Linked DNA regions of Homo sapiens: region 1 is linked to region 2. A link is a loop called in an ENCODE intact Hi-C map of the cell type or tissue named here. Cell type or tissue: Calu3. All regions are shown on one strand. Each heading gives the region's core, and the rest is flanking DNA. Links, peaks and the distances in the headings are about the cores only.

Region 1 (10,160 bases), core at 927-8,926, 720 kb after region 2:
TGGTATAGGATCCTCTGATAACTCTCAGAGACAACTTGCCATGCTCAAAGTATTGTCCTCATAGGGAATATGCTACAATCACCATTTCCGGGGATATCAGAATAATAAAATCGCAAATTCATTAGAAAGTTTCGAAGCCCCAATCTTTTCTCCAAAGTCTTCTTTTTTTCTTACACAAACACAATTTTATTGTCACACCTTAGAAGATTTACCATAATTCAACGCATTCTAATATTCAGTCCATATTTAAACTTCTCCACTTTTCCAAGTGTGTCTTTTACAGATTTTTTAATGGAATAAAGATCCAGTCAAGGTGTTCATATTGACTTTGAGTATGTTTCTTTAGAACTCTCTCCCGTCTGTTTTTTGACAATGGAGATTATTTTATTCAAGCTATTATAGTAGAGATAGCATTCATTAATGAGAAGCATCTCAAGTAAAAGACCAGGGGACTTGGGGCTTTTTAAAGGCAGGTACAAAAAGGAGTCATATTCACTGAGAAAGGTAGAAGTCAGCCATATGTAGGAACATGTGAGAGCAGGGTAGCCCATTGTAGTTGGTCAGTTCTAGAAACTTAGAAGCATAAAGAGATTTCTCTGCTATCGCTGCATTTTAGGGAATACAGCATTCAGATTAAATTCAACATTATCACATTTAAAAAGAATTCATCTAGAATATTATATATTGTATGATCAAATAGTTCTGTTTTTATCATATGGATACAGAGAGTGTTCAGTTATCCTAATGCTATTTATCACTATGGAGGTCCATCCTTCCTCCATCAGTTTCTCAATTTTCCATTCTATTTCATTGGACTGTTTGTCTACCCTTGAGTTAATACATTGTGTTTAATTATTATAGCTTTATAAAATCTGTTACACATGTGCTTAAAAAAAGTATCCAATTGTTGAGTGCTGAGTTATCAAAGTATTCTTTACAACATCTCTGATAAGGTATCCTCACTGTCTAAATATTCTCTGTGTGCTCAGCATCTCAAAGCACAGCCCATTCTCTTTCTCAGCTCTAACTTAAAAAGTCCATTTTGAATAGGTAATCTAGGCATATGGCACAATACTTAAAAGCCAAAAAAAATGGTTTACAGTGAAAATTAAGTTTCCCTCCTTCCTTGCCCCTCACCAAATAGTTTCCCTTACCAGAGACAATCACTCTTACCAGCAAACTTCATGCATTTATAAACATACATGTAAATTTTATTTTTGCAACACAATACGAGCAACTATAGATACATTTCTGCCCCTTGATTTCTCCCTTGTAATTTCCATATTGGTGGAACAGAACTGTTCATTCCTTTTTAACAGGTATATGTATCGTTTTCTACCATGGTTCTAATTTATTGCTAGATTCTCTCTTTACTGGGTTGAGCTGTGCATCTCTGTACTTTTTCTTCCCCGTTTGTCTTTTCTTTTCTTGAAAATGAGGCTAATTTCATTTGCACTCTGTTGACCTCCTACATGAAGGAAATTTCCCTACAGTAACTGGAGGGTGACAAAGTGCTCTGTTGCCATAAACATCTGCAAAAGATGGTGAATTCTAGAAGGCAGGATGGCATATTGGTCAAGAATACATATTTCCCAAGATTAAGTCTTTACTCTGCCATTTACAGATAAGTGACCTTGAATAAGTTACTCAAACTCTGTCCTCTCAATTACCTCAACTATAAAATGGGAATAAAAATAGCATCTGTGTAAATAGGGTTGTTGAGTGGATTAAAAACATATTAGTCAAACGCCTAGCACATGCTAAGAGTTCAGTCCATGTTAATCATTGTTGTTGTTCCTATCATCATTATCCCCCCCTTCCTTAGACAATAAAGATCATCTTCCCAAGACCTCTTCGCCAAAGTTCTGAAAGACAAACAGCGGTAAAAAGAAACCCCACTCTCAGCTTGCATTTTTGTTGTCTGAACCTTATTCCCTAGGTTCTGGGGGATAACCTTATGTGTGTGTTTTCTTATGAAGGAAAGATGGCAGGATCTGTCTGCCCTCCAAAACTCAGCCTGCTAGCTTGTTTTTCAGATGTTATGCTGATTGCCTGCTTACCTTGATCTGTGTCAGGAACACAGTTGACCTTTATCTGGGTCAGGGGAGTGTAATTGGACTGGCAACTCTCTTTACATGGAATCCCTCTGTGATGGTTAATTTTATGTATCAATTTGACTAGACTACAGGATGCCCAGGTATCCGGTTAAACATGATTTCTGGGTGTATCTGTGAGAGTGTTTCCAGAAGAGATTAACATTTGAACTGGTGGACAGAGTAAAGCAGATGGCTGTCCCCAGTGTGGGTGGGCTTTATACAATCTGTTGAGGACCAAAAGAGAACACAAAAGTGGAGGAAGGGAGAACTCACTCTCTCTGCCTGATGCCTTGAGCTAGGCCATGGGTCTCCTGCCCTTGGACTAGGATGTACATTATTGGTTCTGCTGGTTCTGAGGCCTTAGGGCTTGGAACCACTGGCTTTCCCCCATCTCCAGCTTGCAGATGACAGATTGCAGGACCTCTTGGCCTCCATCATTGTGTGAGCCGATTCCTTATAGTAAATATAAATATGCACACACATACATATCTTCTTGGTTCTGTTTCTCTGGAGAACCCTGACTAATACCCTCTCCACCCTAAATCTGGAGCCGGCTGCTCACACACATAAACAGCAGTCAAACACAGACAAGATAACAAGAGCCTCTGGGGCACTAGGGGCCACTGCCCACACCGTGTAAATGCTCTTAAGTGCCTCACATTTCACTGTACCTGGGGCCCTGGCAGGCAGGCGGCGAGACAGGTTTCTGGCTCTGGAGAATGTGGGTTAGTCTTGGTGGCCCTTCCAGGTGAGCGTGACCCAGTTAGTGTAGTAACCCAGAAATGTCCACATGCGTGTGCCAAACCTGAAATTAACAGCATTCTGGGCAGCTCTGGTTCAATTTCTAAAATGAGCAGACAGCTTAAAACCTCAGTGATGATCTAAATAGCTTCTTTAAGACACACTTAATTCAGATTTAACAAGACAATTAAATTTAACAAGATGTTGTTAAATACAAGTGATTGTTTAATGTGGATACGCTGAGGAGCTGCCATGCAGGAGACACACATTATTATTAATTACTGCTAAATTATTTTTGTCATCAGCACATAAATTTCAACATTTCTTATCAGATTAGTATACTTCATGTGCAGAATCCTAAAAATGATACATAAACAATGATATATAGTCTTTAAAGCTCTTCTTTCTCCAACAAGGAGAATAAAAGCAAACACATGTAATATATAGACACATACAATGTGCCAAGCACTATTCTAAACACGTCACAAATTTAGTTGACCCTTGAATAGCACAGGTTTGAGCTGCACGGGTCCATGTATGCACAGCTTTTTTTTGGCCAAATACAAATTGAAAATACAATATTTGAGGGAACCCATGTATCTGGAAGGCCATTTTTTGGTACACATAATTCTGCAATACTGACAGCAGGACTTTGGTATGAATGGATTTTGGTGGTGGGGGGTTACTGAAACCAATCTCTTGCATATATGCAGGGACAGCTGTAATCCAACTAGCCTTCACAATAACATCATGAGGTGCTACTGTTTTTTATTTCTATTTTATTTATAAGGAAAAGTGAGTCATAAGATGCACACATATCCCAAGGTCCAACAGTTGTGAAGTAATGGAACCAAGATTTGAACTCAAAATGACTGAATCTGGAGCTCACAGTCCCCACTGTGATCATACTCTCTGCAAGATGATTGCAAATTTGCAAATGTGTAGTTTTCAAACTCCAGTCTAGTTTGATACTAAAGGGACATGGGTCTTTGGATCTATATGAACCTGGGTTAGAATCCTAATTTACCAGCTATATGACTATGGGCTCATAAGCCTGTTTTCCCCCTCTGGAAAATGTCAGTACTCATCCATTCTCACATGTAAGATAATGCACGTGAAGATCCTAGCACAGGAGCTGACACATAGTATGAACTCAAGTTCATTTATTAGATATTTATAGAACACTCTCTATATTCCACCCCAGAAGTAGACACTGAGGAACAAATGATGAACAAAACAGTACAACATAGTTCATCTATTTATCACATACACACATATGAGTATACAATTGAGACCAGACAACTGCTGAGAAGGAGAAGTGCATACTACAATAAGACTGCAAAAAGGGGACTTTGACAAAGATGAAAAATGTTTCCTAAGGAAGTGATGACTACACAACACACAACCCTCATCCCTTATAGAAGTAGCTATTTGGCCAAATAGATCTGCTTATCTCTATGTATGGGTGCAAGGGTAGGACATTTGACTTAGTTTTGTTTTTGTTTTGTATTTTTGCACTGAATCTGCTCTGGAACACAGGAGGACATCAGGGCACAGTAACTCCAGTTCCAGTCAGGAACTGGAGTCAGAAATTTGATTTCTGCCTCCCCATGAATCCTACAGGGGCAACGTTGAAAAAAAAAATCTGTGTTGACCTCCTCTAGCATAGTCTCTGACATCTAAGAGGCACTCAATAAATACCAGTTAAATAAATAACAAATATAAATCATGGGGAAAAGATTCTGAGATTGCATAGCACCTCACATTATCCAGAGCTCTTTCTCAGTATTAATTAAGGAGAGTTTAGTGGTAGGACCACCAGGTTTAAATTATTCTACCAAGTACAAGCTATGTGACCTTGAACAAGTAACCTCTTTTTATTTATTTTATTTTTTTGAGATGGAGTCTTGCTCTGTCACCCAGGCTGGAGTACAGTGGTATGATCTTGGCTCACTGCAACCTCCACCTCCGGGGTTCCAATGATTCTCCTGCCTCAGGCTCCCAAGAAGCTGGGATTACAGGCATGCACCACCACGCCCGGCTAATTTTTGTATTTTTAGTAGGGACGGGGTTTCACCATGTTGGCCAAGCTGGTCTTGAACTCCTGACCTTGTGATCTGCCCTCCTCAGCCTCCCAAAGTGCTGGGATTACAGGTGTGAGCCGCCGTGCCTGGCCCAAGTAGCCTCTTCCTATGCCTCAGTTGATGCCTCTAAAAAGTAGGTTACAATGAAGCTTAAATCAAATAATGTGTAAAGCATTTAGCACAGTTCCTGGTACGTGATAATCTTCATGGCAATGTTAACTGGGGTAGTGGTCAACAGCAGTGATAGTGTGGTTTCTTAATCCATATAGCACAACCTAAACAGTTGATGACAACATCCTCCTTCAACAAAAAGGAAAAAAACTGAGGTTTAGAGATCTAAAGTTATATAGCTAGTCAAGCCCAGGTCAGCTGGTTCCAAGCCCACCATGCCAAGTGAGCCAACAGAAGCCTTTTGAACAGGAGCATGTCACGGAGAAAGCCCATGATAGCAAAAGTCTGCCCAGGGAGCATGTGCAGGAGAGTGAGTTCAGCTGGAAGTAACTCCTTCCTTCTGAGCAAGCAGCTGACAACCTTATGTTGTCCCCCAATTATCTCCCCTCCTGCCTTTTTCTGGAATGGGGATGGGGGATGAAGAATCGTGAAACTGAAGAGAAACCTCCCACTTGAGCTCAGCAAGAGAAAGATGAGAAGAAGCCAGACAAAAGCATCCCCACACACACTCTGATACTTTGAATCCTGACACAGCAGCGGTTGCAAGTCTGAAACCAAGCTGCCCCCTAATGTACAGTCTCCACATTCAGGAGGCTGAAGCCATTAGCAACTAACTTTAGGCTGGAAGAAATGGAAAAGAACTCAAGTGCCTTAAGCAGTAGGTATCAGGCTCTCCATGTGAACTTAGCAGTGTCCCTTACCATGCATTTTGAACTTGTCTAAGTCAGGGTTTCTCCCCTTCAGTTCTACTGATGTTTTGTTGGGGAGATGACTGGTGGGAAATGTTCTGTGCATTCACCATAGATGTTTAACAATATCGCAGGCATTGTCTCATCTAGATATCGGTAGACTTCCCCAGGTGCGACAACCAAAAATGCCTCTAGACATTGCCAAATGTCCTCTGGGGGACAAAATTGCTTCCAGTTGAGAACCACTGATATAGGTTGGCTTGAAAACAGGCAATGGTTTTAAGTTAGGCGTGTTCTTGATTTTTTCCTCAGGTAATGTCAGCTTACAAATTCTTTACAAATTGGGACAAATCAGGAAGCCCTTAGCCCATCCCGTTGACTACTGTGGAAGAAGGCAGTCATGAGGTGGTCATCTTCCTCAGCTTATGTTAGGCTTTTATGCCCCATCTATATTTTTAGGAAATTGTTTCTCCGCACCTAATGTGAACTGGTATTAACCATTTCCAGAGAGGCAATCTGAAGGGAAAAGTTGTCGCAGAAATCCCTTCAACGTCTCAACCAACACCTCTACAGACACAGCTGGAAGACTGCAGCAGATCAATGGGAACTCTACTATGCTGGCAAACGTTCATCTTGACCATCATGTTTGCTGCCTGCATCCGATAAATATTTCTTGGGAAGATCTTCTTTGCTAGGCATTATGCTAGATGAGGTGGGAGATGCTAAGATGAAGAAGGCATTGTTCCCACCTCCAGAGCTTCCCAATCTGTTTCGAAGAACCGTGTGGGAAGGATCACGTAAACCTCTTTTAACTAAGCTCAAAGCCTGAACTTGGAATCCAGGTTTCGATTCTGTCTCATTAACTGGTGAACTTGGGCTTGGCCTGTATATTGCTAGAGGTCCAGGTGAGTGGTTGAGCTCTTCCTAGGCATTGATTTGAGTTAGAACTCCTGTCGTCTTTACCTGGATACCTGATTTGGGGGAGAATGGGTTCAGAAGAACAAAGTAGTCATGCATTTAATACATTTTTATTAAGCACTGCTATGTTCAAGACTGTGCTACTCTGGATATAGGAATGATAAAGCATATTCAATCCATTCCCTCATGGAGTTTGCCCTCTAATTGGAAAGATAGACATTAGATGGAATTTGCACAAAATAAATATGTGATTGCCATTTTGTAGTAAGAGCTGCAAAGGAAAAATCAGACATCTCCCAGTCACTCAGCCTGGCTGTAGTCTGAGGCTGAAGGTGATAGGTGATACAAGGAGAGGCTAATGGAGCTGTTTACCTGGAGGACTTCGTGAGAGATGAGCATAAGTAAAGGCACTGCAGGATCAATAAGACAGAGTGGAACAATAAGTTGCAGAGAGGGACAGTATCTGCAGTATTTCTATAAAGTAGCGTCATTTTAGCCCCAGTAGGGTTTGTGTCTTTGGAAGCTTCGTGGACAGAGAATCAGTGTTCACAGAGGACCCTGGCAGCTGGAATGTTGGATGAATACATCGTTAGTGGATTCCTGGGCCACAGATATCAAGGAGGAGGCCAAAGTTGCATCAGTGTATGTGAAACTCCACAAAGAGCTCCTGAAAATAACTCTAGGAGATTTTGAGGGCTGGCAAGGATTCTACAGCATGTCAAAGGGACCAAGAGCCAGCAAACAGTACATTACAAACCTATTTAATAAGAAGCAAAAGAAAGACCTGGGTGGAAGGGCCCTGCAGGGCTTCAAATGAAAGGGAAATTTCAAAGCTTCCTGGAAGAGTAGGCCTATACCTCAGCCTTGAAGTATGGATGTTTTAAATGTGTTTCTTAAGCTGATGTCATTCTTCCCAAATCACAGCTAGAAAATACTTTCTGCTCAGACTCAGCAAACACTGAGAAGCAAAGGGGAATGGCCTATCTCTGTGGAATCCAGTGAAGAAAGAAACCAATTATATTAGCCAAATCCCATATAAGTGGAGACTATTAAACAAGATCCAAGATTCTCCCCTGGCAAGAATATACTGCCTATAATTTATCAGTCTGCAAATATTTATTCAGCATGCACTTTGTACAAAACACTGTAGTTAGAACTCCAGATTATAACCCTAACAATGGCTAACGTTAATGGATCAAATTCCACCTATACCACACTTTAGCTGTTTAACAAAGGACAAGTTTCTGACTTCTCTGCTTTTCAATGGTCACATTTGTAAACTCTTTGCACTTAGTAAATGCTACAGTAATTATTACTATTATCATTATGATTCTTGTAATCATCATTATAAGCCAGACAGTATTACAGGATTTCATTTAATTTTAATAAGATTGACATTTTTATTATTTCCATTTTATAGATGAGGAAACTGAGGCTTAGAGAGATTAAGCAACTAATCGAAGTTGTTTAGCTACTAAGTTGCAGAACCAGGATTTAAACCGAGGTGTGGACTCCAAGTTCATACTTTACTACCCTGAAATGACAGAATTATATAAAATAATGTATATGAAGTACCAGCCAAGATTATGACACTCAATAAATGACAGCCTTTCTTGCTGCTGCTTAGCTTCTGGTGATGGCCGGCTACCCTTGGTGTTCCTTAGCTTGCAGACTTGTAACTCCAATGGTGCCCATTTTCCTTCTTAAATGATATGAAGAATATGCAACATTTGGTTCAGTAACTGGCACTGAGTGCTCCAACTCAAAATTCCTTGTTACAACTGGTAAAGACTGAGGTTCAAATTCCTAATCAGGAAACTTTTCATCTTGAATGGATGAGAACTATGAGTGAATCCATCAATTTTAAGGAAGAAGGAAAATTATTTTCTCCAGAACTCTAATACGCTGAGAACTCTAAATGCTGCCAGGCTGCAGAAAGCTGTGCACTCCAGAACCTTCTAGCTTCTACCCTATTTCCCCATTTGGCCATTCTTCCTCCTAAGTTACCTGTTTTTCCCCAAGTGTCAGGTGCTAGCATTCATGAATGGCAAAATTCAGACTGTAAATGTTCATCTGAATCCAGTCATCCATTGATTTTTAAGTTCATACTGAAGTGGTGTTGAGAATTAGAAGAAACATGCTCTCTCGCCCTCAAATAAGCACTTTTCATACCAATGTCAGCAAAGCAAACATCAGCATTAATTAACAGTGACTTTGAACTGTGTAATGTTTTCCATTAGAACTGAAGAGGGCTAGAAGGAGGAGGACAAGGGACAACACATGGCGTCACCAGGTATCTGGGGAAAAGGGAACTAAATTTATAATGCAGAAGTAGACTGCTGCTTGCTTAAAAATAGAAGGGACATGTTTTGAAACCTCAAGTGGTTGATGGTGGAGACGGTTAAATCAGATGACTAATCTCCCAGTGTGCCACGTTGTCCCTGCTCAGAGGGCAGTTACATGGTGGAGGACACTGCAAATGGCACAGACATTGTAGCCTTGGAAAGATGTGGGGAAGTGTTCTGAGTCCGAGGACTTCTTTTTACTCATTTGAGACACATTTTTAAAACACAAACCTGAAAAAAAAAATCAGCTTTTGATACAGCCTATCACCCTGTGATGGATTTCCATTTCACTAACGATGAAACAGTCTTTTCATGGCTGGGCGTGGTGGCTTAGGCCTGTAATCCCAGTACTTTGGGAAGCCGGGCAGGTGGATCATCTGAGGTCAGGAGTTCAAGACCAGCCTGGCTAACATGGTGAAACCCCATCTCGAATAAAAGTACAAAAATTAGCTGGGCATGGTAGCACATCCCTGCAATCACAGCTACTTGGGAGGCTGAGGCACAAGAATTGCTTGAAACCCGGGAGGCAGAGGTTGCAGTGAGCTGAGATCATACCATTGGACTCCAGCCTGGGTGACAGAGTAAGCCTTTGCCTCAAAAAAAAAAAAAAAAAAAAAAAATAGAGAAAAAGTCTTTTCCTTGACCCATGTATTAGTTTCCTAGGGCTGCCATGACACATCACCACATTTTGTGGCTTTAAGCAACAGAAATGTATTTGTTCACAGTTCTGGCAGTTAGAAGTCTGAAATCAGAGTCAGCCGGGCCATTCTCTCTTCGAAGGGTCTAGGAGAGAGGAGCCTTTCTTGCTGCTACTTAGCTTCTGGTGATGGCCGGCAACCCTCAGTGTTCCTTAGATTGTAGACTTGTAACTCCAACCTCTACCTCTGTCTTCATGGGGCCTTCTTCCCTGTCTGTCTCTGTCTTTGTCTCTGCATCTGTTTTCTCTTCTTGAAAGGTCACAAGTCATTGGGTTAGGGCCCACTCTACTCCAGTATAATTTCATCTTAACTACATCTGTGAAGACACTATTTCTAAATAAGGTTATATTTGGTCATTCCAGGTGGACTTGAATTTTAGGAAGACGTTTTCCAACCCAATATAACCCCCTTCCCTTCC
Region 2 (8,000 bases), core at 1-8,000:
TTTGGAAAGCAAACAATCCTTAGGTTAAAAGATGTTATTACATTTTTTGATAAATTATTTCTGTAATTATTCTGAAAAGGTCAACATTTGTATCAAAGACAGGAGACTTGGCAGTCCTGGCATTGTCCTGAATTTGTCACTGATGATATTTAAACCTGTACAAATTTCTTAAATTCTAGAAAACTATTTCTATATTTAGAAATTATGAAAATTAAATGAAAGCCATTATGTTTACTTTGTAAAGCAGGTAAATTTCCTTGTTGCATAATTTTCTTAATATTCTGGCATATTTTTATCAGAATCATTTTTGTTACTTATTTATGTCCACTGTAGAAATCGGTAAACATAATAAACAATAATGAAAATGAAGATCTCAGTGTCATCACCCAGATACAACTACTGTTAGCAAAACGATCACAGTATCTTCAGACTTCATAGGAATTCACATGAATGCACATGAAATAAAATGTGTTATATATTGTGTTTCAAATATGATTTTTGCTCTTAATGTTTTGTGAACATCTCTTGATGTAATCTATAATTTTTATAACAGTTGCATAGAATTCCCTTGTGTGAATGCAGCATACTTGTTCAATCAGTCCTCTGTTCATGGACATTATGATCATTTGGGTTCTTTGGCTATTGTGAACTAAGTTATATTAAACACTCCTGTGTATTCATATTTGATGCATTTGTAAAATTATTTTCTTTGGTAAATTCTTAGGAGTTGGATTACTGGACCCCAGAACATGTATATTTTAGGCACTGATACTTGTTACAAAGCCACGGTTCCTTAAAAGTGTGCTAGTTTATATTCACACCACCTGTGTCACACCTCTCAGTCCTGGGCATTTCTGTCAGTATATACATTCTTTTCATCTTTGCTAATCTGTAAAATAGTTAATTTCCATGATTAACTAAATTTTATTGCCAGTTAACTATCTCAGACACTCTTCCGTGTTTATAGGCCATTTGTATTTCTTCTCCCTGAGTTGCCTTTTTATGTCATTTATTAATTTATTTTCTATTGGACAATTCATTTTTTTCTTATTGATTTGTTGTAACTTTTTATGTATTAAGGCTATTGAGCCTATATCACATATTGCAGACTTATTTCCTTGTATAATAACTTTGTGAATAATATATTTGATTGTCCAGAAGGTTTTTATTTATGCACACCAAAATAGGGTTATTTCTTACTTTATGATTTTTGATCCTGGTTTTCAGACTTTGAAAACTCCACACCAATATTTTTAAAAAATAAATATTCAGATATTATTCCAGTATTTTATGAAAATTTTCATATAAAATTTGAGTTCATTTGAAATATATTTTGGGGTAAGTTCTGAAGCAGAAATACTGATAGGTAGACAGGTAGGTAGATTGATTGACAGATAGTTGTAATAATAAAATTTACTGAAATAATCTGTCCTTTCACTACTAATTTGAAATGTTCTTTACCACATAGGAAATCCTTCTTGTCCTTAGGTCTGTGTTTCTACCCTGTAATTTGCTTCATTAATATTTCTCCCTATTTTTGTGCCAACACTATGTGGTTTTAATTACTCTAACGTTAAATGTAAGACAGATATCTTATTATGTTTCTACTTAATTATACTTGGCCATTATGAAATAGTTATGCTTCCATACAATCTTTAAGTTTTGGCAATTTAAAAATGCTACCCCTATTTTTGTTGTAATTGCTTTAAAATTTATTGAGGAATACAGAAGGAAATTTACTTCTCAACGGGATTGGTTCTTTCTATTGAAGGACACGGTATGTTTCCTGTTTTATACATGTTCTGTTATGTTCTTCGGTAAAATTTTAGTTTTCTCCATGTAGGTCTTGCATATTTCTTACTAAATTGTGCCCATACGTCTTACATAATTCTTGTTAAATTTATACTTCAGTACTTTATAGTTTTTATGGTTATTGTCAATGGGATTCTTATATTCAATTACTATTTTTGATTCTTGGCCAAATGAACAAAGATTATATAACTATCAGAAGATGGTTGTCTTTTAACTTTACAACTTAGGCTAGCATTTCCATTTCAATGTATGCATGAGGTGCTTTGGATGTCTTATAGAAATAAAAAAAAAAAACTTCTTTGAATGTAGTAAGCCAAATCATCAGCACATGCTGTGTCTAAACTCTGTTGTCCCTTAATTGAAATATAAATGATATCATTACAAATAAGAGATCTTCCATAATAAGAGCATCTACACTCAGAATAAAACAGCTTAACTGACACAATGTGTGTGATAGTGCCTCATACACCTGTTTTAGAGTGATAACTTGTCTCCATTCAATACTAAACCAGGACATGACTTACATTCAGAGGCTTGATCACCTAAAGACTGAGGGTCACAAAAGCTCTCCCACTATGGTAGTCTAAGTTCACAATTGGTTTGACCATTTTGAACACATTGAATTGCCAGTCTACTTTACCGAACAATTTTTATTATCATGTTGATCCACTCAGCTAAGAATGGTTTAGTTGTGCATGAAGTTCAAGATTTCCAGAAATTATCTCAAAATATGTTATGTCTTTTGGAATACATATACCATATACATTTTAGAAGATTTAGAAAGTCTTTCATTGAATTGTAACTCCTGTGTTGGTTATATCAAATGTACCTTTGAGAAGAAGGCAAAAGCTCAGAAATTGTAGGAGAAAAGAATTTATATCAACTAGGCCAGCCTTATCAACAGCATGCAATATTTCGTTGTCATACATGTAGATATGTGCATGTGTACACTCACCTCTACACACATATATATATAAATTTGGGTATGAAATTTTTATTTTTTCTGTTTAAATAAGAACTTATCACCCCCAGGTTGATTTATTTAATACTGGGAAACTTAAGTTAGATGCATTAGTTGGATGGGATATAAGGTAAAATAAATAACAATGCCACTTGTGTCAGTTTGAAAGAATTATGTCCTTGGATAAGAAAAAGTGCTTCTTATAATTCAATCTAGGCAAATTAAAACAAAGCTGGTATCCCATGCTATTATGCATTATTTTACTAAATATACATTTCAAATGTGAAATGAAATATCTATACTAGATGGTTGTTTTCATATTAAAGTATATAATGCACTACATTTCTATAATTTCAGGCTTCTGATTTGATGTATCAAGAGAAGTGTGGTCTTTTGACAATTGTGTATTAGTTCTGTATATTTTTGTAAAAAATACAGAGAAAATACTTTCGTAAATAGAATGCTTACTAAATTACAATTGAAAGACCTTTTTTACTCTTAATGGTCTATATATTTATTTTCCAATCTAAAAATTATTAAATTTTTATCTTCAAAGATATACATTGGAATATTTTATTTGTTAAACTGGAATTCAGGGAACAATGATCTTGATGATCATGCTTATCTCTATTTAACTCGTGTTGGCCAAAACATTATTGATGTTTTAGATCAGGGGTCAGCCAGATCTGACCAGGTGACTGTTTTGATGAATAAATTTTTATTAGGGCACACTTGTATCCATTAGGTTACACACTGTCTATGCTTGCTTTTGCACTCCCAACACAGAATTGAGTAGCTAGAAGAGAGACTATATGGCTTGCAAAGTCCAAAATACTGCCTGGTTGGTACAGAAATTTTTGTTCTGATTCTGAGCATTAACTACAACATAAAATAGAAAGTACTTTGTATATAAACAAGAAATGAAAGCCATAGCCTATTTAATTGTATATTATTACTTATTTTTCATGCTTATATATTTGCTAAGACTTTACTCGAATGAGCTATGGTTCAAATTAAATAAGAATTGTGTTGAAAGTGTGAGATTTCATAGCTAAATACATTTTATGGAAAAAATCATGTTATGGAAAGTGTAAGAAGCAAAATATCTTTAGTAGTAAAATTGAAAGAATTACAGAAAATAATATGAGGGTCTCTGCCTCATATTAATGAGTCTGAGGTTTGCATTAAAAACAGATCATGTTGTATTCTATTCTATTAATCTATTTTAAAGAATTTTTTTCAGTGTTAATAAAGATTCTCACTAGGATTGCGTTAAAACTTGGCTTTCTTGATCTGATTGGCTAAATCAGTTCATTGCTAACTTTTCTGCTTTTCTTACATCTGAGGTATTATGGTGTATTTGCTGTTTGCTAACTGTTAAGTCACAACAATGGAATCTCACTTTATGTACAATCTGGTGCTCCTGCTCAGGTCTGCTCTTTGGTTTAATTTTTACTCTTAGCCATAATTTCAGGATACAAACTCCAGAAATTGATGTTGTCTGTCTATAGATATCAAGTTGCGTCTGCTTGCCAGCAAATAAGAATCATTGTTTAAAGAGTTCTACATATTTTACTGTCACATTTCTACTATAAAATGAGGAGAGTGATTGTAGCTTATGTTCAAGTTTGCTTTGTAGTAAATTATGAAGTTTTATGGCCAAATACCATATGGATACTTTTGAGAACATTAATGTTTACATTAATGTAAGAAGGAGAATTAATACAATATTTTCTACTCTTGGTTCTTAAAAGTTTCATTCTACTGAAGAAATAATCTCAGATCCCATTAGACTGTGCTTCATGAAGTCAGGGCCATGTCTGTTTTTCTGACTATTCTAACCAAGTCATGTCTAACTCAAAAGGAATCTGACTAGTGGTGGTTAGATAAGAAACTACTGAAATTGATGTCAGAATAACCTCCAATCCCTTTTATTAGTTTTTCTTGCTACTAAGAAGTTATAGAACAACAAAATTATTGTTTCCTTCAGAAATTGAAATTCTTGCTTCCATTCGACTTTCAGTATCTACTCAGAATATTTCCTTTGATTTTTGGAATTTTCTCTGGAAGCTTTTATACTGCAGGATCATAGTAGTCCTACAGTATATATATAAGATCCTGTGTAGCAATGGAGGTGACAATAGAATATTCAGAACTCTTCAAAGTGTAGTTCTTATTTGTTGGTCACCAGATGCAACTTGACATCGTTATGCAGACAACATTCATTTCCAAAATTTGTACACTGAAATTATGGCTAGGGTTAAAAACTGAACCAAAGAACAGAGCCAAGCAGGAGTACCAGATTGTACATAAATGAGGTTTAATTGTTGTAACTTAACCTCAACTTAACCTTAACTTTCTTACATCTGAAATTGTTGTAATTTCAGATGTAAGAAAAGCAGGAAAGTCAGCAATGAACTAATGTGGCCTGTCAGAGTCCAATTTTAACTACAATTCTTGAATGTCTTTTAATATTGAATGTCTTTGAAATTGGTTGAAATGTATTTAAAGAACAAATGTAACACAGTCGGATTTTTAGCTTGATTAGAATTAAATGCATTTGGTTGTTACTTCTCCAACTGGTAGAAATGCAGGAATTTTTTCTTAAAACTAATAAAGGTAGGATTACTTGTGAAAGTTTGTAGGATGCATGTATTTTCACTTGATGTGTTTATAAACATTGGTAGCAGTTCATAGTAGTTAAAGACCTGGGTTAAGGAATCTTGGCTCTGCCACTTACTAGCTATGTTATATGGTCCAAATTACTTAATTTATTAAATCATAACTTTTCTCCTCCATATGAATAATTTGGGTATGAATATAAATAATAATAGTATCAAGCTCAAAAGATTCCAAAAATTAAATGATTTACTATATGTATAAGGCTTATTAAAATTATCTGCACATACTAAAACTCAATAAATTATATCTATTAATAATATTACACACACACACACATACACAAATTTAATTTTACATGATGTCACAAAACCTCCGAAACACTCATGACCTGTGTTTATACATAATTAACACCAAGTCAATAATGATAATATCCGGAAAAACACATTAAAATTTAATGGTCAAAACAGCTGTATGTTAAAGGAGAATCCTAGGACACTGGGCTACGATTCAGGACACCCAGATTTTAAACCTGATACACCTACTCACTCATGAGTGACCTTGAGTATGTCTCTTTTCGTTGTTGTTTTTCTGGAACTTAGTTCCATTTCTGTGGGGAGAAGAAAGGAAGGGGTTGATATATCCTTTTAGTCTTGAAATCCTCAAAATCTTTGAGTTACAAAAAGAAAAAAAAACACTAGATCTTTATTTTAAAATTTGCAACCAAAGTTGGAAAGAAGTAGAAAAAAACAAGCATTGCTTATTAGGCTAGAAAAAGAGCTGACAAGCAGTGGTTGTGTTGTTTATCAGAAAGTTTGCTTTTTTCCGACAGAGTAGTTTGCAATTGTTTTTCAGAATAAGTGCATTGCTAACTCTGTAGTGCTTTAGAGGTATAATCCTCCCAAGGTATCGTGCCTGCAGGAGTCTGCAGTAGTGTTGTTGGATGCTGTATTTTTTATATGGTAATGTCAGTTCACAAGGCTGAGAAGAATTTTATTGAAAAGCTAAATGCAAAACTGGATACTCTTTCCAGAGGTAGTTTTATTTCTGAATCAAATGTGTCTAATCTCAAATGTGTGATAACACCTAGGGGCCTATTAAATGTACATGAGGCTATCAAGAGCTTTATCTTCAAATGACAAAGATCCAAGATTCATATACAGAAAATGACACCCTTCTTACTGAAAATAGCATAGGATTGCACGTAGGGAAATGCAGATGTCCTACTAACTTTATAACTTCTATTTGACTTCTGTGATAGAGGAAAAATTAAGGAACTGGTTGTGCAGCTTAGTAATGCTAGAAAGGCAACTCAATCTTCTCTGATTCATTTGGAAATATTTGTCAAGGTCTTTCTCAGAGTATTAAAAAATTGTAAAATAAAATACAAAGATTCAGAACACATGGCCCATTCTACCTTCAAAGTTTGGTTTACCTGCTTTGTTGAGGCAGAGATTTATGACTTTGACATTACAAACTTGTTCAGGTATCAACCTCCATAAGTTGGTTTAGATATGGTCTTTTACCATGCATTAAGAGCTATCACATTCTGAACTTTACTCTGTTTTACCAGTGGCGTTTCCTGATTGAGTATAAATATGTACAACAATGATAATACCAACACTAACATTTTTACCACATTCTGGGACTTTAAAAGTGATGATCCACTTCGTTTGATTTTGATTAATATGATCCACATCATTTGATTTTCCCACCGTTTCTGTGAGGTGAACATAACAAGTGTTTGTGTTTCTTCTTTCTTTCCTCATCCTTTCCTTTCTTCATTACTTCCTTTCCTACTGCTCTCCTTCCTTCTTTGCTTTCTTTTTTTTCGAAAATAAACTCCAGAAATTTAAGCATCTGGTTATCACCTAAAGTTATATGGTTCGTAAATAGAATTTCAACTAGAATTCTGATTCTACAGACTCACATTCACTGCTCTACTTACTGATTCAGGAAGCAAGTTATTGGAAGTATAATCAAGGTAACAAAAAATAAAGATAGGAATAAAGAGTGGTGGAGGTTTTAGTGATTATGGGTAAGGTACTTGGGGCAAACACCAAATATATTCCTTCAAAGAGCCAATAAACCTAATAGTAAATCCTAAAGGGGCAGCTAGGACTTGCCAAGCACCATTTCATTTTAATGCATTGGGTAACCTCAGAAAAGCAGTAAAACAAGTAGTCCTCCAGCTTGCCCGTCCATAGGAAATTGTCTTAGTCTAAAGAATTGACACATTCAATTAAGTGTTGTAAATCATGGATGTTCTCAGTCACAGGCAACAAGACATAGACCTCCTTCAGACAGCATAAAAATCAATAAGTATTATTTTATCCCTGTTTTGTGAGTCAATGTATTGCAGCAACTATTGATTGTTGGCAAGATGTATTGATCATTAGGGTCTAATATGGCAAGCTGTGATGAGGAGTTTGGCAGTGCTTTTTTCATTCATTTCACTAAGGTAAATATCCTTTGTCCATAGTCCTGGAGCCCACACCAAAACAACAGAATTTCTTTTCTGGGATTAGCTACAGTACCAGCTAGCATAGGGTATATGCATTTTTGTGAACCAGTTTCACAGCACTGAAGGGTCTGAACCCAGAGAGCT

The links. Hi-C counts contacts between places; a loop is a spot of excess contacts. Peaks named below come from ENCODE experiments on the same cell type or tissue, not always from the same donor. Only the 100,000 strongest peaks of a DNase experiment are listed, where the experiment ranks them.
Region 1: it touches region 2 in a loop (2.5-fold over the local background); 3 of 110 quality-filtered maps call a loop at or near these places.

Annotation. Positions count from the first base shown.
Region 1 is chr5:160,798,249-160,808,408 of GRCh38, reverse strand. All of the region lies in intron 1 of ATP10B (ATPase phospholipid transporting 10B (putative)), which reads left to right. Among named protein-coding and RNA genes, the nearest start is that of ATP10B, 49 kb to the left of the region's middle. In Calu3, for the core only: no CTCF peak of the experiment used is centred there; a DNase peak (open chromatin) is centred at 5,648.
Region 2 is chr5:161,520,673-161,528,672 of GRCh38, reverse strand. All of the region lies in intron 3 of GABRB2 (gamma-aminobutyric acid type A receptor subunit beta2), which reads left to right. Among named protein-coding and RNA genes, the nearest start is that of GABRB2, 22 kb to the left of the region's middle. In Calu3, for the core only: no CTCF peak of the experiment used is centred there; no DNase peak of the experiment used is centred there.